Linked DNA regions of Homo sapiens: regions 2 and 3 are each linked to region 1. Evidence: chromatin loops called from intact Hi-C (ENCODE). Cell type or tissue: CD4-positive, alpha-beta T cell. All regions are shown on one strand. Links, peaks and the distances in the headings refer to the core of each region. The heading gives the core; the rest is flanking DNA.

Region 1 (7,582 bases), core at 1,376-6,375:
GACTGTAAACGCTCAGGTAAATATTTGTCAGATGGATTAATGAACTGAAGACCTTTATAGAGGAAACCTTGAAGAGATATCGTTAGAATCTCAAGTCCTTGTTGCTACCAACAACTCTTGTGAAAGTCTTTGGTGTCCCTGCCTTGCTCCATTTTCAAGGCCCCTGCTGCACACACAGATGCCTCCTAAGCTCTGAGATGCGTTGGTGACTGCACAAAACTCATATTAGACGTGATAGCCATCAGAGTACTTACGTGAAAGATGCGATGTAAAGATGATGAGGGAGGAGAGAGTGCCGAATGCAAATGTTTTTACACTTTCATATTTGTGTGTTCCACAGACTTCCCTCTCCCATGCCCTTCTGCTATGTGTGCTGCCATTTTCTCTGAATGAAGGGAAAAGAAATATTGGCAGCTCTCAGCTAAAATTCCCAGTGATGGACGTGCTGTCATGCAGCCAGGGTGAGCTGTGTATCAGGGCATGAACCCTGAGTCACGACTTGACCTCGGAACTTCCTTTCTGAAGCACCATCTTCAAGTGGTGCTTAAAAGGAATAAAAACAAAACTCAAGAGCACTATCTAGTACATCCGCCCAGACAGCCCCTCAGAGGCGCTGGGAGAGGCCCTGTGCCTGTGTTTAAGCCACACATCCCAAGACAGACTCTACACCATGTCCCCAGACACCCACAGGAGCGCTCATTATGCGTGTGTGTGTGCGTGTGTGTGTGTGTGTGTGTGTGTGTGTTAGGTGTGGGCAATGTTTTCAAAGTAAACTTGTATTCATAAAGTCAAAAGTTTTGAAAGTGGTTTTTAAACAGGTTGAACTGTGAGAACATTAAACTGAGTGGGCAAGGAGCTTAATTAAGATCGGCTCCATGGCCGGGCGTGGTGGCTCACACCTGTAATCCCAGAACTCTGAGAAGCCGAAGCTGGTGGGTCGCTTGAAGTCAGGAGTTCCAGGACAGCCTGGCCAACATGGTGAAACCCCATCTCTACTAAAAATACAAAAATTACAAAAATTAGCCCGGCATGTTGGCGCACGCCTGTAATCCCAGCTACTCGGGAAGCTGAGGTGGGAGAATCACTTGAACCGGGGAGACAGAGGTTGCAGTAATCAGAAATTTCGCCACTGCACTCTAGCCTGGGCGACACAGCAAGACTGCATCCAAAAAAAGAAAAAAGAAAAGAAAAAGATTGGCTCCCATGGCCAAGATGCCCAGTGACAGGGAAGCTAGCCAAACACAGTAAGTGTGTTGAGACACTGGGGAATAGCTGATGGCCGTTAAATGAAAGAAAAAAATGTTGATTTTCTTTTTTTATATATGAAATATTCATTTTACACCATGTTAAATCCCAGAGCGGGCTATTTATAACCATTTCAAAATGCAAATATGTTCATTAGCAAAGGAGAGAAGAACTTTTCCAGTTCCATGAAGTTCACCAAAGCCCTAATTTTTTTTTTTTTTTTTTTTTTTTTTTTTTTTTTTTTTTTGAGACGGAGTCTCACTCTGTCGCCCAGGCTGGAGTGAAGTGGCCCTATCTTGGCTCATGGCAACTTCTACCTCCCAGTTGCAAGCAATTCTCCTGCCTCAGCCTCCTGAGTAGCTGGGATCACAGGCGTGTGCCACCACACCTGGCTAATTTTTGTATTTTTAGTAGAGACGGGTTTCGCCATGTTGACCAGGCTGGTCTTGAACTCCTGACCTCAGGTGATCCGCCCACCTCGGCCTCCGAAAGTGCTAGGATTACAGGCTTGAGCCACCGTGCCTGCCCCACAAAGCCCTAATTTTAAGAAACAGACAGGTACAGTGGCCTACAGCGCTCCTCACTAAGGCCCTGGCTTGAGGGCAAGCCTATCATGTGACTGAGCCTGACCAGGAAGTGCTGGCCCAGGTGGCAAGGAGCCTCGGGGCTCCAGGGACAAGGGGCGCTGGTAGCCAGGGAGGGGCGGCTTGAAGTGGCTGCAGCTTCTAATTCTTTCTGAAGCTGCCTCTTTCTGAGGGTGACTCCCTCTTCATTCACCCAGCAGGGTGACTCTGAGAAGTCAGGGAAAGTCTGGCACAGGGAGGGGAGTTCCATTTTTAATTCGGAAATTGCTCAGGAAGAATCATACCATCCGGATTTCCCTCGCGGCTGTATATTAATAAATGGTCACTTTCCTTGCTGAAATTCTCTGGTTTCCTTTTATCCACGTGAAGCTTCTGGAAACTCTTCTGGGTGGTTCTTCTGTTGCTTTTCTGCCCCTGCCCCCAAAAATGAGAACATGAGAAAGTGATGTCTTCTAGCCACCTGGAGGACCCTGCGGTGACATCAGGGCCCAGTCCCTGCTGTCATGCCCCAGGTGACGTGCTGGGCTGACAGCAGGGCTGGCCGCTAACGTCACTGTCCTGGCTTCTAACGCTGGTAGTAACCAACAGAGTTTAGTTTTGCTTTGACAACTCCTCCTACAGCCAAAACTATTGTTATGGCCCACATGTCATTCCTATTTACCCTAAATAAGGAAAAACAAAGGCTATTCTGGGCTCCCGGCAGTGCTTGTGGTGGGGGTTATTTGCAGCGTTACCATGGCAGGCTGCCCTTTCCACCACGGCCACCCCGTGATTTTCTCTGAAAACTGCGACAGACTCGCAGCCTGCCCTGAATTTTCTTCACACAGCCTGGGGGCATCCGAATGCACGGGAGATGTTTTACACTCAGATGAAACAAACTGTTTAGACCTCGGGGAAAAGAGACTGTGCTTGAACAAAATGAACCAGGAGAAAGCGCCCTCCTGAGACATGTCTCTGCTTTCATGTTTGAATTGCCTGGGATTCTGTTCTCTAATTTCTGATCCTTATAAACTAAAACTGCCTAGGAACATTGAGCATCCTGACTTTGAAGGAGTCTCTGTGGTGTTTTTGTGCTACCATACATGGGGAATAATGATGTGAGGCAGAGGGAGAGGGAATGAATGGGAGAGCCAAGAGGGAAGAGCGAGCCGGGGGGAAAGGAGCGCGCAGTGTTTCCTGCTGCGGTTAGGACCTCACGCCTTGCCAGTACAGAGCTCGGTGGCAAGAGCCGCTGGGAGCTGCTCCCATCAGTTAGAGGATGTGGAGAGGGAGCACCAGAAGAGGACAGCCCGCAGCCTGGCTCGCAGCCTGAGGGACGCTGTGGGTGCTCCCAGCCGGGCGAGCACGCTCTGGGAGCGGATCTGCAGGGGAGAAGCACGCGAGCCTAACGTGAGCGTCCCGCCTGTCGCGTGTCCTGCCTTGGTAAGCGCCCTCTCCGGTCCTTCCACACTGAAAGCTTCCAGCAGAGATCAAGGGAAGGAGTATTGTGTGAGACTTGCAGATTTCCTCCTTTCTGTCTGGACTGGTTTGATATTTGCCTGTTGAAAAGATTACTGAACGCAGTGTGACAAGATGAGCCGTCTAGCTGCGTTCTGCTTGCCTGTGTGTGTGACACGTCCAGGTGTGAGGCCAAACCTGAGAAGTGCAGACTGCTCACTGATAGACGTTGCTGTAAACAGTAGTGCCCTGGGTGTACAGCTGGTCTCAGGATCGGAGACCCCGGACTTATTCTCTGCTCGGTGACACGGCCGGCTTCCTGCCGCAGAGCTCCTGGTTTCTGTTGATGGCAGTTGATAATTGGTAGCCACAGTCTGCGGTCGGAGCCACAGCATTTGAGTCTAGCACCTGGGGTGGGCCCTGCTGATACAGTAGAGAGAGAGTGAACGAGGCAGACAGAAACACACCCCCCCCCCCTCCACGCTCACACACTCTCCCACACCCCATGCCAGCTATAACTGCAGCTCTGAGCTGCCTGGAGAGGAGATTGCCGGAAGCTGAAGGGATGCTTTGAACGTGGGGGGGCTGCGTCACAGTTGGACTCCCACTTGCAGAGGACCTGATTATGTCCAGTGACCACCTGAACAACAGCACACTGAAGGAGGCTCAGTTCAAAGACCTGTTCTTAAAAAAAGGTACATTTCCCAAGAACTGCTATGGATGATGCATGCTCTTTCGGGTTTGCTGTGGTTCTTCTTGGAGTTTGGTCTGAGGACAGAGCTGAGAAGAGGAGAAGCTCTTTCTCAAGAAGTTTCTTTCTACCTAAGAGGGGTCTGTCAACTCAGAACATTTCCGGGTGGGACTCCCTTTAGGAAGATGCATGTCAGGCTTTTTCATCTTCTTTCAAGCCTGGAATTAGTTTGTTCCTGTTGGAGGTGTTATGCATGAGTACACAGTTTGTTGCTTTGGAGTTTTGTTTTTTTCAAATGTCTGTATATAAGGCTGAGACCTCCCCTGGAAATTCTGCTACTTGTTAATAATTCCTTTTTCTTCACCCTCATGAGCTGAAAACTGCATTTTAAAGAAAAGGTATTTCTCAGGATGTGGCTGGTTCATTGAACACTTTCTTAGGTCATCCATGTAGTGACAGGAGCTATTAGGAAGGAGAACTGTGACTCTGAGAGATAGAGAGCCAAAGAAAGTGAGAGACAGACAGACTGGCTGTGGGATGAGAGCCTCAGAAGCCACCACTCTCCCCTGTGGAAATGAAGGTTCCATTCCATGTGCAGCTGTGTTTTTTTTCTGATGCACTTTCCTAAATTAATAATGTGGAGGTGGAGGTGAGGGTGGATTTTAAATGAATCCTATAGGGGGAATTATGGCTTATGTATGTATTTTTTTCCATTTATAGCATGGCAGAGGGATAGACTTTTAAAAGGTTTATAATTGCTCTTACTCCTCTGCTGATTTTTTAGAAAATCCTGTCAGTCATCTTTGATCAGAACATATTTAGGTAAATTTCTTTCTGAAGAGATCATGAAACTCTAGATTCTAAAATGCGTGGTGAGAAGTAATTGTAGTGGATGAAGGCTTGGGCTTTCATAAAGTGAGGAGATGCCACTCCAGCTGGACGGGCTCGTGGAGTCTGCATTCGAGGGATTCCCTAGTCCGTCCAGTCATCACGGGCTGCTGCCCGCCTGCCCGTGCCGTCCAAGGCACCTGGCCTTGGGCCGGTATCAGGTAGCCGCGCCTGGGTCACACCTGCCCTCCACGTTCATCTCTCCACCTACAGATCATAGGGACCGTTTCCTCATTTTATTGTCATGCAAATGTTGTACATAAATACATGGCTATAAACAGGCAGCTCAGAGTAACCAGGAGGCTCTTTTCTCAGTGACAGATCACACCCTCTTAGAGTAGTAATTTTTGAATAATTGTTGCAAAATATGAAAACCTTTAGCAAAACTCCAGCACCACTGAAGTCATCAGGAAGTGTTTGGGAGAATACGTGTCTGTGCTGGATGCTGTTGAAGCAGGTCAGGCCGTTGGGGTCCCTTCGTTCTTAGGGCTTCTCCACCAGCTTCTAAATGGGGAATGCCAACTTTGTGCCAGGCACACACTACCTGCTGAGACACTGTGGATGAACAAGGCGTTGACCCAGGGCTCACTCTGTAGAGGAAGAAGACCAGAGAATGGATACCACCAAGACAGTGATAAGTGCTGCAACAGGGTTCAGAGCTGCACAGGAAGTCCCCAAAGGTAGTGAACCCATCATCGGGGCTTAGGAAAGAGCTTTTAAAGGAAGATAAAGCCAGCAGGTGACGCCAAAAACTGGGTATTTCTGTAGGGTAGCTTTTTTCCCTTTCGTTCTACTTGTTGTACTATACAGTAGAGTAGCCAACCCACCTCCAAGGAAAATAAAATTCAAAATATATAATGTAATCAGTATGATGATAGCTCTTATTGTTTTGCTTCTGTACTTCAAGCTGTGAAGTCATTCTTGTAACACAGGCTGAATTTTCCCCCTCAACCATGGTGTTTAATGAGTGTGAATCTTCATTCAACCATTAAAATCTCCAAGAGTATTTTTATACTAACAGTTCACAAACTTGAGGCAATTATAGTCTAAGTAGATTCCAACTCCTGCCCCCACCCGTCTTCCTGCCACCACCGCCGCCCGGTCTCTGGAGGATCTTGGAAAGAATTTACCAGCCTTTAGGAACATTCAGCACTTTAAAAGTGTCACAGAGCCATAAATAAAGAGTAAGACACCCCTAAGACTGTCATCTCATCACCACACCCGTCTCTGCTGAGGAGGACAGAGACAGGAAGGAAATGCGACAAGTTCACTGTGCAGTAGCCAAGCAGGCCCAGCCAACATGTGGGAGGGTGGGTGTCTGTCCCAGCGGTGGGGCAGGAGGCGTGCAGGGGAAGGGGCTGCCTGGAGGTAAGGCTCTGCGGTCAGCCAGCCCTGGGTTTGGTGCTCCAGGAAAGGCCAGCACGTAGGGGAGTGAGGTGGGGTGCTGCTGTTGGTAGGGTAGGAAGTGACCTCGCAGGGTGGGGCCAGGGCTTCGTGGCCAGTGGGCGGCCATTTCTGTGACATTGCAATGTTCTGCGTGGATCGTTTTCTGGATTCCTGCCAAGGTGTTTACTTGGCCTGGGGAAAGAGAGGAACGCATGAGGGGCCCAGACCTTGCCCCCTGACCCATGATAGGGTCTTTGAGGGCATACATAACACATCTGGAGCTTAAAAAGAATTAAACTGTAGAAATAAGACTTCAGTGAAGGATAATATATTAGTGGAGGAAAGACCAAATGGAAGATGGTGTTAACCATCCCACAAATAGAAATGAGTGTTATATTAGGAGCCTAAGGTGGGACAACCACACTTCCCCAGAGCTCTTTAAAAATAGCGCAGACACTCATGCCTCTAGTATGATTCAGTTCAGCTCCTCATTGAACCAGGGAAGAGACCGACAGACTTCACACCACTTCTTCTGTTCCTGTAATTCTCCACTGTGCAGCTTGGGATTTCCTGGAGATGTTTCCATAAAAATAGAGAGATGCCATCATCACTGTCGTCACTGTCACTGCTGTACAATAATAAAAGAAGGTGCTAGGATGCCTTCCTGTAAGTTTTAGACTAGATGTATTAAAAAGTATCCGGTATTTCCATTGCAGTGACTCATCTGTTACAGCATCATGAACTACAGCGCCGTAGAAGGGGGATGTGAACGTTTGACTTTGGCCTCAACTTCTTTCCTTGCGTGCCCTGCTTTCTAGCACTCTTCTGTGGACATCTGTTACTGTTGAACAAGGAAACTCAACCAGTGGTCTGTGTTCAGAATCCGTGTTAGGCGTGTAGCATCTTGGAAGCCCCAAAGCATCCTATTAATTTTCTAAGAATGCTACTATTCCTGCGGGTTTTATTTTTCTAAACTTTCTGTTTTAACAGTTCTTCCAGAATTCATTTTCTTCTTAGCCTCCCCTTTCCAGCCCACTCCTCCCCAACCCCTAAAAACGAAACCCAAACCCCAGGTGTCTTTCCTTTCTGTGGATGCTGGGCTCCACGCACCACAGCCACCTCCCTGCCCTGCCACGTGAAAACAGGCTGTGGGTGTTTAGTGGAATTCTCCTGTTTAAAATGACTGAGAGGGTGTGGGAGGACAGGTGGGGGGGGGGGGGTTGCCACACACCCCCTCGTGAGCTTGAAAGGGGGTCATGGAGGGAGAGGGCATCTCAATGCAGGGCTCAGGGTCTGGGAATCCTCACACACGTTTCCAAGAACCTGTTGACTGCAGTTTTCACTTTGAGGA
Region 2 (7,582 bases), core at 1,522-6,521, 73 kb before region 1:
TTTACTTTTGTGATATGTTGTTTTAAATCTTTTGCACATTTTTTATTGGGTTGTCTATTGATTTGTAAGAAAACTATATATGTTTTGAATACAAACTTTTTGTTAGATATATATTTTCCGCAAATATTTTCTCCTAGTCTGTGGTTTGTTTTTTGTTTTTCTTAGCTGTTTTCAAAGATGAAGAGCTTTTTATTTGTATGAGGTCCATTTCATAATTTTTCTTATATAAATTGTGGATTTCATGTCCTGTTTAAGAAATCTTTGCCCAACCTAATGTCACAAAGATTTTCTCCCATGTTTTCTTCTATAAGTTTAACAGTTTCAGCTTTTATGTTTAGTTCTATGATCCTATCAAGTTAATTTGTGGATATGGTATGAGTTAAGAGTCAAGTTCACTTTTTGAAATAAAGATACAATTGTTTCAGCTCCATTTGGTGAAAAGGCCATCTTTTCCCCCATTGAATTACCCTAGTACCTTCATTAAACAATAAAGGACCGTATAACATTGAGTGTCTTTTTGGAGTCTCTATTCTGTTCCATTGATCTGTAGGTCTATCTGTATACCAATATCATTGTCTCTTGATTACTGTAGATTAATAGGAACTCTTGAATCAGGTTAAGTTCTCCAACCTTATCCCTTTTCAAGACTATTTTGGCTTTAGGTCTTTTCCTTTACATAGAAATTTTCAATTTAGTTTGTCACCTATTCGAAGAAGTATGCTAGGATTTTAATTGCAGCTGCACTGAATTGAAAGATTAATTTAGGAAGAATTTCCATCTTAATAATAGTGAATCTCGCAATTCATTAACATGGTATATCTCTCCATACACTAAGGTCTTTGATTTTCCTTTTATAATTTTCAGTGTACAGGCCATACACACCTTTCATTAAATTTATTCCTAAGAATTGTTTATGCTCTTGTAAATGAAAGTATTTTAAAATTTTCATTTTAAGTCACTGCTGGTTTAAAGAAATACAGTTGATTTGTGTACATAAACCCTGTATTCTGTGACTTTGCTAAACTCCTTTATTTGTTCTAGTAGCTCGTTTGTGTATTCTCTAGACTTTTCTTGGCATAAAGTCATATCTTTTGAACAGAGACGCTGTTTTACATCTTTTTTTCCCAGCCTGTATGCCTTTAATGTCTTTTTTTTTTTACTTTACTGCACTGTTCAGAACCTTCAGTACAAACTTGAATAAAAGCATTTAAAAAAATAGGACATGCTTACTCTGTTCCTCATGTAAGATAAAAAGCAAGAGCTTTTTATGACTGAGTAGTAATATGAGCTGTATGTTTTTTGTAGGTACTTTTAATCAGATTGAGGAAGTCTCCTTCTGTTCCTACTTTGCTGGTAGTTTTTACAATAAGTAAATGTTGAAATTTGTCAAATACTTTTTCTGCATCTATTGAAATGATTATATGTTTTTTTCAAATATTCTGTAATTATAATAAATTGTATTGATTAAGTTTTCAGATATTAAACCAACCTTACATGTTTGGGATAAATCCCATTTGGCCATGATGTATTATTCCTTTTATATATTGTTAGATTCTGTTTGCTAAAATTTTGCTAAGGACTTTTGCATCTGGCTTCATTAGAGATATTGGTCTGTTGTCTTCTCTTTCTTATGATATGTTTATCTGGTTTGGTATCAGAGTAGTATTGGTTCATAAAATGAATAGAGAAATTGTCCTGTTTCCTCTATTTTCTGAAATAATTTGCATAAGGTGGTATTATTTCCTTTTTAAATACAGTCATGCATTGCTTACAGAAGGGGGTAGGTGTACTTACATAAACCTAGATGGTATAGCTGACTGCACACCTAGGGTATATGGCAGCAGTCCCCAACCTTTTTGACACCAGGGACCGGTTTCATGGAAGACAAGTTTTTCCATGGACTGAGGGTGTGCAGGAGGATAGTTTCAGGATGAAACTGTTCTACCTCAGATAATCGTCATCAGGCATTAGTTAGATTCTCATAAGGAGCATGCAACCTAGATCCCTCACCTGCACAGTTCATAATGGGGCTCACACACCTGTGAGAATCTAATGCTGCTGCTGATCTGACAGGAGGCAGAGCTCAGGAGATAATGCTCCCTCACCCACCGCTCACCTCCTGCTGTGCGGCCCAGTTCCTAACAGTCCATGAACCGGTACTCGTCTGCAGCCCAGAGGTTGGGGACCCCTGCCGTACAGTATAGCCTGCTGCTCCAACCACCATTATAAATGTGGTCCATCATTGACCAATACATTGTTATGAGGCACATAACTGTATTTAATAGGATTCATCAGAGAAACCACCTGGGCCTGGAATTTGTGTGTGTGTGTATGTGTGTGTGTGAGAAAGAAAGAGAAAAAGGGAGATATTTAATTATTATTTAGATTATTTAACTGATACGGGGCTCTTCAGTTTTTCTGTTCTTTCTTATATTCATTATCATAATTTATATCTTTCAAGAAATTTGTCCATTTTCATCTAACTTGTTAAATCTATTGGCACAAAATTATTTATAATATTGTTTATTAGCCTTTTAATATTTGTAGGATCTGTAGTGGTATTTCCTCTTTTGTTCTTGATCTTGGTAATTTATGTCTTCCCTGTTTTCTTCTTGCCAGTCTAGCTAGAGAACTTATCAGATTTGTTGATCTTGTCAAATACCCAGCTTTTCTCTTCATTCATTTTTCTCTATTACTTTTCTACTTTTTATTGAATTGTGTTCTTATCTTTATTATCTCTTTCCATTTACTTACTTTGGAGTTTGTTTTTCTTTTTCTGATTTCTTAAGGTGAGAATTTAGAGAATTGATTTTATGTCTTCTTTTATAACACAAGCACTTGAAGGTGTAGACATTCCTGTAAGCACCAATTTAGCTGTATCTCACAAATTTTTAATTGTTTTATTTTTACTGTGATTCAATTCAAAATATTTTCCAGGTTACCCCATATTTTTTTCACCCATTTTAAAGAATGGGATAGTAGAGTATAAATGAGAGAAAAAAATGCAGCTTTCCATTCACATATTTCTTGGATGTGAAGAGTCTCATTTAAAATTTTGATGTCTATGATTTTTTTTTTTTTTGAGACAAGGTCTCAGTCTTGCCCAGGCTGGAGTGCAGTGGCACAATCTCAGCTCACTGCAACTTCCGCCTCCTGGGTTCAAGCGATTCTCCCACCTCAGCCTCCCCATTAGCTGGGACTACAGGTGTATGCCAGTATTCCAAGATAATTTTTGTATTCTGGAGTACAGACAGGGTTTCACCACGTTGACTGAGTTGGTCTCGAACTCCTGACCTCAAGTGATCTGCCCACCTTGGCCTCCCAAAGTGCTGGGATGACAGGCATGAGCCACTGTGCCTGGCCTTATGACTCTTACTGGGAATAAGCCTTCCTCAGGGAAGTCAGGCTCTGGTTAGGGCTTATGGCTCTAGAGTTTATCTGCTTAATGATGTCTTTGAAGAAATGATGAGTAATCTTTCTCTTATTTGTCCCTAGGAGGGAAATTAGGGTTAGTGTTTTTGTACCTCCTTGGCTCTTAATGAGAAATTCAGTTTCCTTTGGTGTAACTTTTGATTTTGGCTTTAATTCCCCTCCCCTCGTTACAAAGAAAAAACAGAGAAGTAGTTTCTGCCAAGTACTCTTTTTCTCAGAGTAGAGTGATTGCTTTTATAGGCTTGTTTGAGTGATAAAAGCTTGTTAGGAAATCATCTTTATGCCTTCCCTGCAATGCTTTATTTCGAGACCTCTGGGGAGACATGGGGTCCAGGAAATGGGTGGGGAGCATGTGACTGTGTGAGCGCAAGGACCCACGTCAGGGAGCAACTGTGTGCTTGTTTGAACACCAGCTAGCTGAAGGAAGAGGTTATTCAGGTAATTGCTCAGTCCCTAAACGTAGCTCAATTTCCTTTTGTTATATTTGCATAGAAAAAGAGCTGTTCAAGGGAGGAACCAGAGCACGAAAAAGCTAGTATTTCTCTTTTGCCAATAGGAAAAACAGATGCAAGCTCTTCTTGACTTAGTATCCTTCACTACAGAAAGCCCTTTTATGTTTTTGTGGATAAACATAGATTATTTTCCACCCCCTTTCCTCCTCTTTCAAGGTGGCTATCTGACTCCATGCACCTATTTAGTATTTATCACTGTTGTGATATTTGTGCTTTCTTATTTGCCCAAATGGGAGAAGCAAATGAAGTAGGTATCATGATCACTGTGTCTTGGTGGGAGGAAAGACATGACATCTGAAATTAATGGGACTAATGTAAGGATTGATATTTTCATATTTGCTCAATTGCATCCTGGGTTAAGCACATTCAACAGGTAAAGAATTCACTGTCTAATTATAATTCTTCTTTCAAAAAAGAAACCCATAGTGCATAAAAAAGAAGTGTAACCAATGTCAACACTGGAAGGGAGAAACAGGTGCTGGCAGACAAATGTCCTGACATGGGGCCACATTGCTATGCCTTGGGCTGGCTATGGCCACCTGGGTCCTTGAAGACCACTGTCAGCCCACAGGCAAAGTCCTGTAGGCCCTGACACCCCCAGGGTTGGGGCCGATGGAGCCAGGGTCACCCGCATGCCAAAGCTCCTTCTGGCCCAAGAACAGGGAAATGAGGAAAGTCCACAGTCAGAAGTTACGCAGCCAGATGCCAGGGAGGTTGAGTAAAACAGAATATTTTGTTTGGTTTGTTTTCATGCCAAATCTTCCCAATTTATCTGTGTTTGTCTTTTTTAAAAAATACAAGTTTTAAAAAAACTAGCAAAAGATATGGGCCAAGAAATTGAGATCCCCGTAATTCTTTGTTTAGTCTGTAAGGCAGAGTACATTTGCATCTGAAATTAAATGGCCATTGAATAAACACAGGGACTCAATATTTGTAAGGGCACTAATGTTTGCAGATGTCTGCAGTTGTTAAGGGCAAGCCAAGGAAACAGGAAATGCTGGGACTCATATTTTTTTTCTGGAAGAAATGGGCATTCCAAATGCATCCTATATAACCTTTTTTTCTTCTTCTTCTTCAGGTACATCCATAATAGTTTCTGAAAGGTATTCAATCCTGGTGGAGAGCTGGAGATGTGTTTATGCTGGGGGTTGTTAAATATATTTACAGCCTTTTCAGAGAGTTCCGTGGGGGTTCGTCAGTGGTTATTTATTAGTCTGCTTCAACATCTGCTGGCTGGAAAATAATCTGTCCAAGGCAATTCACAGGAACATTATAAATTGCTTCCGATTATAATGAGCAGTAGGAAAGGTAATTTGAGGGAAATTCCACGCATGTTAGTTACAGCGTGTCAGAAGCAAGATCTGGTGTGAAATGCCCAGAGAATCAGTGTCTGCTGATAACAGTTATAAGATGGAAGGTTCTGGGTGTCTCGACCGTGTTTTTCTTCCTGTCTCACTTCTGGGCTTGCTGGGCAACTTGCCTGCTTGCTGGGGTTCTTTGGAGCCTGTGGGCACCTTCATGTGGGCACTGAGCAGAGCCAGCCCTGCCCCTTCCTGCAGGCACTGCCAGCGGTCCCTGAGTGGAGGTGGAGGTGGAAACCTTGAGTGTTGAGGCCCCTGGGGGCTGCTGCATTCTAGTTTCCAAGACAGAGTCTGCAGAGCTGTGGCAACCCTCAGAGGCCCACACACACCTCCAAAGCCAGCCCGACCCCGCAAGGCACTCTCACCGGGGTATAAATTGGTGCTGCCATTTTGGAAGACATTGGAGGAAAACGCAACAAAATGTAAAATGTGCAGACCAATCTCCTCAGCAGTTTAGACCAATGACAACAATAACTATTCAAGGACACTCATTGCAGCAGTGAAATGCGTGGTCCACTTTAAGTTGCTTATTATAATACTGAAAACTTGGACTGACATTAACCAGTGCCAACAATAGGGACTTGGTTAAAGAAATTACAGAAGGAAATTCACTCTATACTGTTCAGTGGAAAACAATCAGTGAGAAGCATTTGCTCATATATGCAAAAGGGTGTGCACACTTGGGTGTGTGTACCGAGATTACTGGAAGAACAGTGTGAAGAGTGGTCTCCTCAGGTGGTGGGAGTCCCAGCTTCCTTTGTGAGACATGAGCATGTGGAGACTAGAACTGGTCTTTCTCATAGAAAGACTGTTGGTTCTGGTGTTCTGCACTCTGCACGTTTCTACTAATAATTAAAATACTTACTGCCTCTGAGATGCCTCCGGACACCCTTCTGAATCACAGTGTTCAGAAATGCTCTCTAAATCAGGAAGGTGTGGATGACCTTTGGACCTTCCCTGGTGTGAGGAGTTTAGCACACTGAGAGTAATATATGAAAAAGACCGCCAGGCGTGGTGGCTCACACTTGTGATCCCAGCACTTTGGGAGACCAAGCCAGGAGGATAGCTTAAAGCCAGGAGGATAGCTTAAGGCCAGAAGTTCGAGACCAGCCTGGACAACATAGTGAGATGTTGTCTCTACAAATATAGCCCAAAAAAATTAGTGGGGTGTGGTGGTACATGTCTATGGTCCCAGCTACTGGGGAGGCTGGGGTGGGAGGATCCCTTGAGCCCAGGAGTTGAAGGTTGCAGTGAGCTGTGATCATGCCACCGCACTCCAGCCCTGGCAACAGAGTAAGACCCTGATTCTAAAAAAGGAAAAAGGTCACTCTCTACTCAAGTTCTACTTATATAACAGCAATGCAGCTCTCTTCATAAAGCTGGCTGTTGTGTAGTTTATGTTGGGGAATCAGTTCATGGTTTAAAAAGTTCTGTCAATGCAGAGAACAAGCCGGTGTGTTTTATGGAGAGGCTGTTTAATCTCCACTGTGAGACAGTAAATATTTGGCTGTTGCATCATCGTGAAGCTTATGATCACAGTCTGGCGCCATCTCCCTCCTTGCCTGGAGTCTGATCTGTCCCGGCCCAGTGTCCTCCAGGACCCTGGCCCCTCATGCCTCCGTGCTTGCGCGTGTGCCATTTCCTCTCTCCAGAGGACCTTTCCTGCCTAGGACTCATGATTGTCCCCTCCCTGGTAAGCCATCCCCGACCTTCCAGGCAGAACCTGCTGGCTTCTCCTCAGCACTTTGCATGGATTTCTGTCACAGTCCTGGGTGCACTGTGTCGCCCTCTCTATGTGTCAGCCTCCCGTCCCCTACCGTGGGCTCCTCCAGGGAGGTGTGGACATTCATCCTCTTCCAGGCAGCCCTCAGGAATCCAGGGAGAAGATAAGGAGGCGGGGCGGGCGGAGGTGGGTGCTCCACACACTCAGAACACTTTCCTCTGCACTTACTTCATTCTGGTTTTTCTTTTGGGTCCTTGGTGTTTTTAAATAAACCCTTTCCTGTAGTTTGCTCCCCTTCCATGGAGGGCTGTTTCGAGCACAGATCTGCTGGGTGTCTGTATTTACAAAGAGAAGGGGCCACTCGTGTGTGAGCAGCACCGAGGGACAGAGGTACCTTGCCTGCTTGTGTCCCCTCCAAGTCCTTCTGATATTTTCCTTTCCAGCTGTTGCCTAGTTTCCTGGTATTAAGGAGAATCAACTCTCTGGATAAACGTGGTAAATATGGCCCATAGTCCCATCTTTTTACAGGCATTTTTTACACCTGGAGCAGCCAG
Region 3 (7,582 bases), core at 924-5,923, 54 kb before region 1:
CGGAAAAGGGACATTAGGTGAAAACGCAGAAAATAGAAATAAACTATAGACTTTAGTTAACTTTTTAAAAAGATAATCAGCAAGAGGAAAGAATGTCATTCAGTGGAACCATTTAACCTCAGCACTATCTTTCTGCAGTAGTTGGGGATACATTTTAAGTCTGATTGCAAATAACACAGAAGTAAAATGAGTCACAGCCTACCTTCTCCCTCCTTCCCCTCATCTCTTACTCTTCTTTTTCTCTTTGTAGAAATGATTCAGCTGGTTTACTTTTGATTAAAGAGCTTATGTTCTCTTACCTATGGAATTCAATATTAGATAAATTGTTGATTTTCAGATCACTGTTTTCATTGTAAAATGGGCTAGAAAATGCAAACTATAAGTGTCTATTATTTGTTATTTAGCCCTATAAGGCATATAGCAGTTGCTACCCTAGGGTGCAAAGCAATGTGATCAGTTGGTTTTTGAGTTGAAAAATTACATGGTCTATCTCATTAAGTAAAGCCAGGTGTGTCTCAGAGAAACTCACTGTAATTAGTCAAAGACACAGAACTGCAGATGGAAAGAAGTTTATAAAGTATATAATAATTAAGGTATAGATGAGGAATAATTGGGACTTCTTGGATTATTACTTAGAGCTTGTTTGGGAGTTGTATTATTTTCTAAGAAGGCGGGAAAGCAGTTTGTGTGAATTATTCTTACCTTATTTTTAATAGCTTCATTGGTGTCTTCCTTGCAGCTTATTATAGAGAGAATGTGAATCTGTGGTAAGCATTAGATTTATTCTCCATCTAGCATGACCCAGATGGTAGTTTTGGAATGCATTCCTGCCCAAACTACTCGGAGTCACTGAGATTTATGATTTGTGAACTCATAAATTGGATAAATAAAACTCATCTTCTACAGCTTCAGTGTATGTTATTTTCTAGAGTTCATCGTGTCTGGAAACTTGATTTCAGTTAAGCTATGTATTAAGTACTTGGAATTTCTGAGTCTATTGCATTGTTGTTTCTAGGAGAGTGGGGAACTTTTTTTGGTGAACAGAGCTTACCTTCTTGTGACTGGTCATTGTCATTTCTACATGTTATCAGGAGGCCCTAGGGCCTTGCTGGAACAAGTACTTCTGAGTTGACAGAAATTGGATTGCTATAAACTCTGCTTTCAAGAGCCTTACCATCCAGTGAAGACACATGATTACCTGCAGTATATCTAAGTCTCTTTAATTGTGTGAAATTCATGGGTGAGGTTTAAGGTGGGTGCACAGGGAGAGTGAGGCTTGGTGCTTGGCTATGCCCGAATCCAGAGAGGCTTTTATAAAGAAAAATCATGAGCCCAGATCAAATAACCACATAGACCAAGGAGAGAGAAATAACTTCTGCCTTAGAGAACAAGGAAAGCTTCACAGAACAGGGAGTACTTAAGCCTGGTCTTTTGAGGATGATGTATTTGAGGGAAAGGGAGTGTCCATGGGTAAACAAAGACTTGCTAATGGGATACACGGGAATATGTTTGGAAAAGGCCATGATGGGGAGTGGTTGTCACTGGTTGTCCTTGTCCTTGTGCATCATATCAAGGGTATGTAGTTTAAACGTGATTTATAACTGCTGATGGTGACCTTGATCACCTGACTGAGGTGTATTAGGTTTCCTCACTGTCAAGTTGCTCTTTTCCCCCGTCTAAAGAGAACCACCCTTTAAAGGGTGATTAATGCTTTATAAAGGGTGATTAATAGATATTAGCAATGCATGGTGATGAAAACCAAGCTTGGACGTTACAGCACTTTCATCTGGCTTAAGGAGATAATAAGCACGGCCAGGCTCAGTGGCACACACCTGTAATCCCAACACTTTGGGATGCCAAGGCAGGAGGATCACTTGAGCCCAGGAGTTTGAGACCAGCCTAGCCAACACCGCAAACCCTATCTTTACAAAATTAAAAAAAAAAAATTAGTCAGGCATCATGGCACATGCCCATAGTCCTAGCTGCCCAGGAGGCTGAGCCAGGAGGATCACTTGAGCCCAGGAGTTCAAGCTTACAGTGAGCTATGATCACAACACTGTGCTCCAGCCTGGGTGACAGAGTGAGATCCTGTCTCAAAAGAAAATAAGCAAAAAACTAGACTTTGTCTTCACTTTGAACATGATCCTAACCTAAACTTGACCTTCTCAAACACTAGTGCCTAAGGATGGTTTCTTTAGACAAAGCCTTTTTTTTTTGAGATTGAGTCTCGCTCTTTCGCCCAAGCTGGGGCGCAGTGATGCGGTCTTGGCTCACTGCAAGCTCCGCCTCCCAGGTTCACGCCATTCTCCTGCCTCAGCCTCCCAAGTAGCTGGGACTACAGGCATGCGCTACCACACCCGGCTAATTTTTTATATTTTTAGTAGAGATGGGGTTTCACCGTGTTAGCCAGAATGGTCTCGATCTCCTGACCTCATGATCTGCCTACCTTGGCCTCCCAAAGTACTGTGATTACAGGCGTGAGCCACCACAGCCGGCCTAGACAAAGCTTTTTATAGGGAGACGAGAAATTGTTAAGAAGTGAGCTAAGAATTGTAAAACACTTAGTATGTGGCATTGTAATATATGTGTTATTGTCTGTTGTTACCATCATGATCATCACCATCATCACGTGCATTGAGTAGCTGAAGAACCTCGATACCAGACACCAGTATGTCCAAATTCTTGATGCCCAATCTCATTATTTTCACTTTGAATTTGAATTAGAAGTAAGTTGTTAAACAGGAACAAAATCTAATCATTTTTTCAAGGTACAAAAAAATTCCACATATTGAAATATAATGAATGGTTTTGCAAACTTTGATTGGCACTTTAAAAGGTGTTGGAGTAGGGCGCTCTGGGAAACTGCCTATTGATTGCACTGTTGTCAGTTTCTAAGCAACCATTGCCAAATTTATCTTCATGTCACACAACTTGTGTGTTTATCCAAGCTGGTTGAAATTCTTACCCTTGTGCAAAAATAGACCAGGGTGAATATTGAGTGGGACTGTATCGGAGGAGTGGGCTGCATTCCTCCATAGTTCCCAGTAGGTGTCACTCTGGCAGAAGAAAACAAGACATGATGGGTTCTGAAGACACATCCCTGGGGATCCGCCCAGGCCACAGGGGCATGCAGAAGCACCACTTGCCTACCTCAGTTCCCCTATTCGTACCCGACTTCTCTGGCCAGCAGGGGCAGGTTGCCCAGGCCACGTGGTGAAGAGCATTCCTGGAAAACATTGTTCTAGACCCACCTGGCTACAGACATCCCAGCTTACTCATAAAGCATTAAAGCAGTAATAGAGGAAGAGCTATATCTATGTAGCTGTAACCCGAAGAATTGGCAGCACTTGCTGGGATATGGGTAGCAAATTTTTATTCCTAGTAGGATCGGCACATGTATGGCTCAGTCGTAAATGTTTATCAGCTAGCTGAACGAGTCCCACGAGGACTTCATGTGTTTCTGGGTAATCTTCCATAGGAGTTACTGTTTACTCAGAAATGCAAAATAATTTTGCTATTAGCCAGTGTAACTAAGAAAAATTTTAAAAAGTATGAAAAATATAAAACAGTAAGAAAAATATAAAATATGAACACCCAAAGAGAACCTCTGCCACCATTGCTTTCTGTTAATAGGTGATCAACAGTAAGCATTACATAACCTTGAATTCTCCCACCCAGCCCTCCCCCTGCCCCTCTACAAGAGCAAGTCATCGGGGGCCACCCTGTGCACTAGGGCAATCACAGAAGTGGGAAGCACACCAGCTCCCCAGCTAATGCGACTCGCAGGCACTGAAGTACTGTTACTGTCACTAGACGTGCCACCGGCAGCACCCCAGAATGTAGTACCCCACTGGCTGCAAGACCAGCATTAGATAAAAGTAAGCAGGGAGTCTCGATGGATCACCACTGATCTTTGGTATCTGTAAAGGTGTCACTGTCTCTTTAAGGAAAGAGGGAGTCCCTACTTTCATTTTTCCTCAATAAATAATTTTTGACTGATTAGTGACAAAGGGACACTTTAGTGGGTGATCAGCACAGCATCTGCATGGCTGCTTCCTTGTGGGGTTTCTGAAGCTGCTTCTGTGACTCAGCCCCTCACCAACAAACAAACAAATGAGATAAATCCCAGAGACCTGGAAGAGGGAACCTGCCTTGAAATGGCATTCATGGAAAAGGTCTGGACACTTCAGCCAAGTTATTTGTATAATTTGTTAGTTACATATAAGGCCCAATATGCTAAAAAAATGCAACAGGATTATTAGTCTCTATTTGTCTAGAATTGAAATTTCTAAGTAGGTGTGTGAATTTATATGGGTATGTATCATATATATGTGTATGTATGTACATATACACATGTACACATATATATGACAAATAGCTTACATGTATATATACATATAGAAATGCAAGTATATCTGTGTACATATGTATGTATGTACATTTTATATATGTATATATATACATGTAAGCTATTTGTTATTTCTTCTGTCTAGAGACCAACATCACACTCCCTGAGAGTCAGAAAACTGGGTTCAGACAGCAGCTCTGCAAATGACTTTTCCAGGACATTCGCTAAATCACTGCCCCTCTCCTGGACTCAGTTGCCCATGGAGGAGTTGGCGGGAGATCTCTGATGCCTCTTCCAGTTCAAAGACAGCACAGCTGGTACACAGCCTCTGCTTGTATCCAGACAGCACTTTGCTGCCCCTGACCAAGAAGTGCCTATCTTCAAACCAAGATGTTGGTCTGCCGTTGCATAATCAACAGGGTTGGGCGTTACTACCTAGCAACAAGGAGTCCCTAATCCAGGGCCTTTGCTCTGATAGCTTTTGAGTATTATATGGGTACTTTTTAGCTTTTGGATTAATTGGTAGCAGAAAAAGTGGAACTCTAGTTCCTGTCATGCTTTTATTTTTTTCTTTTTTTGATTTACATTGTTCAGAGCAAATATAGAAACCATGGAATTATTTTCAGGGAATTGAAGCCCTAGAGGGTGTCCCCCTGCTTTTGGGTCTGTTGGCCTGAGCCAACCCCATCCTCAAAACACCCCAGGTGAGACTGCTGAAGGACGAATGTGCACAGCCCATGTCACAAGGAGTCTGTCCGGCTGCTCACCTTTTCTCTGACTTCTGAGCAGGTGTTTGGAAGCTGTAGGTAATGGCCCAATCTCAGAGCCCAAGGGGATTCGGGTCTTTCCCCTGCAGACTGTGCTGCTGTCCTTGGTTGGTCCTTGAAGGGACCTGCATCGTACCTGAGGCTCTGTGCCAGTGGGGATGACGGGGGCTGATGTCTCTTCCCATGGGCTCCTATGGATTTGCCCTTCAGATGACCTGGTAGGGCTCTGAGTGACTGACTTAAAGACCTTCATAACGCCAAAGTGGCAAGATTTTGGAGACAGATTTGTGTCTCCTCATCCATGATTTTTGACTTTAATCTTTTCTGAGAAGACCAGAAATCAGAGAGTTTGTCTTCTCAGCCTCTCTGTGAAAGGATCTGCTGAGCTCAAGCTTCCCTTTTCAGCGTCAGCTTTTTAAGTTGAGAATAATAATTAAAGAAAACTCCAATCTCAATTCCAACATCAAGTGTCCATGAAGCTGTAGTTGTTGCTGTGGCTGAGAAGAAAGTAGAGAACAGAGTGCAGACCTGCGGTTGAAATGACTCTTGGAAGGGCTTGCAGGTGACCTGGGAGCTAGCAGGTGCCTAACACTGTGGCTCTCTTGGCACAAAACAACTTCAAGCCTGTGTGAAATAAAGGAAAACCAGGAGCCTCGTTCTGATTTTTATGGAGACACATCTGTGTGACCTTAGGAAGGTCTCCCAAGAGCTCTGGGTTTGTTTCTTCCCCTGTGAATTGGCTTATGATGTGTCACTTGGCCTTACAGGTATGTAAAGCTCCCCAGTTACCAGATCTTACTGTCTCAGGGAACATCCTGCAGATATTCAGGGCCCACACTGGAGCTATTCTTCAGGTTCCACGTTTGAAAGGTTGAAAGGCGTTAAGAGCGTGACATGAAATGAGTGGGTGAATTTATTTTTAGGAAACAATATATAGGTAATTAGTTTTGGAAATGGGCTTCCGTTAACTTATCACCCCTTACTCTTTTCTGGGGCATCATCCAGTTATTTTTCCTCAGTCATAGAATTTGGGGCTTTTGAAAATGTCTCTTCGAGAAATAGACACACACCTTGCAACTCCTTAAGATCTTGCCCTTGTAATTAAATTTTTGAGCACCATTTTTATATAGGAGTAAATGAGATAATTAAGAGATATTTCAAGAAAGAGAAGTATATGAGAAAATAAATGGTTTCTGCTGCGTGATTAAACACTGCAGCTGAGACCTTGATGAGCAGTCATTTGTTGGAAGTGTACTTCATCATCGGGAGTGGTGTCCTGATTATCGTTCAAGAAACATGTTGGGAGAAGGCAAAGACGGACGTGATGACACCTGTGCAAAGACGGACGTGATGACATGTATGCCGAAGCGTGTCTTGACTCAGTGTAGGATTGATACCAACATCTCTTGGATGTTGTGGGATATGGAGCATTAAAATATACAATAATTTATGCTAGTGGTGCAGTGTAATGAGGACTTGCTGTGAATCTCAAATCGATTTCGGAGAAGCTGAACCTAATGTTTTCCTGATTGTCAAACCCTCCAGTAATGATTATAAATAACCACTGTTTTCTTTATATTAGAGAAAACCTAAAAGAAAAACCAAACATGTTCAACAATGAGCAACAGTACAAAAGAAAAAGTACAAAGTCTAGCATATCCAATAACAATTATTAGCTAATTAATTTTACTTGACCACCTGGTGTTGGAGGCATCCCTCTCCTCTCTGGCATGGTAGAGTGAGAACTTCCTGGTCCTATAGATCCAGGCCCAAATCGTGGTCCTGACTCAGTGTTTTTAAGATAATGTGTCCTTGGACAAGTTGCTTGATGTCTCTGAGTTTCCATTTCCTCATCTGTGAAAGGTGATCATCACACCTGCTTTTATAGGTAGATGTGGCTTGCTGTGAGGGTAAATGACAGTGCAGCTGTGTTTGGTAGAGGGACTGTCATGGAATCACCATCCTTGATCCCGGTGACCCAGACTGGCCACCTTGAGGCTTTGAAACTCTCAGCCAGCTCTGCCAACCTACATCAGTGAGACCTCAGCCTGCCTCGTTTCTCCACTCCCTTAACTAGGTCCATTACTTTGAAATTTGTTATCAATGAATTTGTTTACATTTTTTAAATTTTAATATATTTAATTGACAAAGATTGTCTCTATCCTGTGTATACAATGTGATTATTTGATACATGTATATACATTGTGGACTGATGATGACAGTCAGGCTCACATGTTCACCACCCACGCGGTCCGTCAGAGCCTCAGAACTTGTTCATCTTATAACTGAAAGTTCGTACCCTTTGACTAACATCTCCCCATCGTCCCTAATGGCCCAGCCCCTGGAAACCCCCATTCTACCCTCTGCTTCCGTGAGTTCCACTTTTTTAGATGCAACATGTGAGATTTAAAAAAATATCCAGTGAAGGCTGTCGATGGGACATTGATGAACCTGGGGGCTATGTGAG

The links. A loop is a pair of places that touch in the nucleus more often than their neighbours do. Peaks named below come from ENCODE experiments on the same cell type or tissue, not always from the same donor. Only the 100,000 strongest peaks of a DNase experiment are listed, where the experiment ranks them.
Region 2: it touches region 1 in a loop (4-fold over the local background); 5 of 110 quality-filtered maps call a loop at or near these places.
Region 3: it touches region 1 in a loop (3-fold over the local background); 58 of 110 quality-filtered maps call a loop at or near these places.

What each region holds. Positions count from the first base shown.
Region 1 is chr18:13,608,814-13,616,395 of GRCh38, forward strand. All of the region lies in intron 4 of LDLRAD4 (low density lipoprotein receptor class A domain containing 4), which reads left to right. It overlaps MIR4526 (microRNA 4526), which reads left to right and starts at 2,301; the gene lies at 2,301-2,387. RefSeq lists enhancers at 3,811-4,040, 4,461-4,980, 4,981-5,498, 6,438-6,487, 6,518-6,587 and 1 more. In CD4-positive, alpha-beta T cell, for the core only: no CTCF peak of the experiment used is centred there; DNase peaks (open chromatin) are centred at 2,368, 3,638, 5,498 and 6,158; H3K4me3 peaks cover 2,472 bases; H3K27ac peaks cover 996 bases.
Region 2 is chr18:13,535,463-13,543,044 of GRCh38, forward strand. All of the region lies in intron 4 of LDLRAD4 (low density lipoprotein receptor class A domain containing 4), which reads left to right. Among named protein-coding and RNA genes, the nearest start is that of LDLRAD4-AS3, 68 kb to the left of the region's middle. RefSeq lists enhancers at 6,426-6,949, 6,950-7,471. In CD4-positive, alpha-beta T cell, for the core only: no CTCF peak of the experiment used is centred there; DNase peaks (open chromatin) are centred at 3,799 and 5,469; H3K27ac peaks cover 941 bases.
Region 3 is chr18:13,555,203-13,562,784 of GRCh38, forward strand. The region is part of intron 4 of LDLRAD4 (low density lipoprotein receptor class A domain containing 4); the gene reads left to right. Among named protein-coding and RNA genes, the nearest start is that of MIR4526, 52 kb to the right of the region's middle. RefSeq lists enhancers at 3,220-3,319, 7,268-7,317, 7,368-7,582. In CD4-positive, alpha-beta T cell, for the core only: CTCF peaks have their summits at 3,058 (motif pointing right) and 3,258; a DNase peak (open chromatin) is centred at 3,069.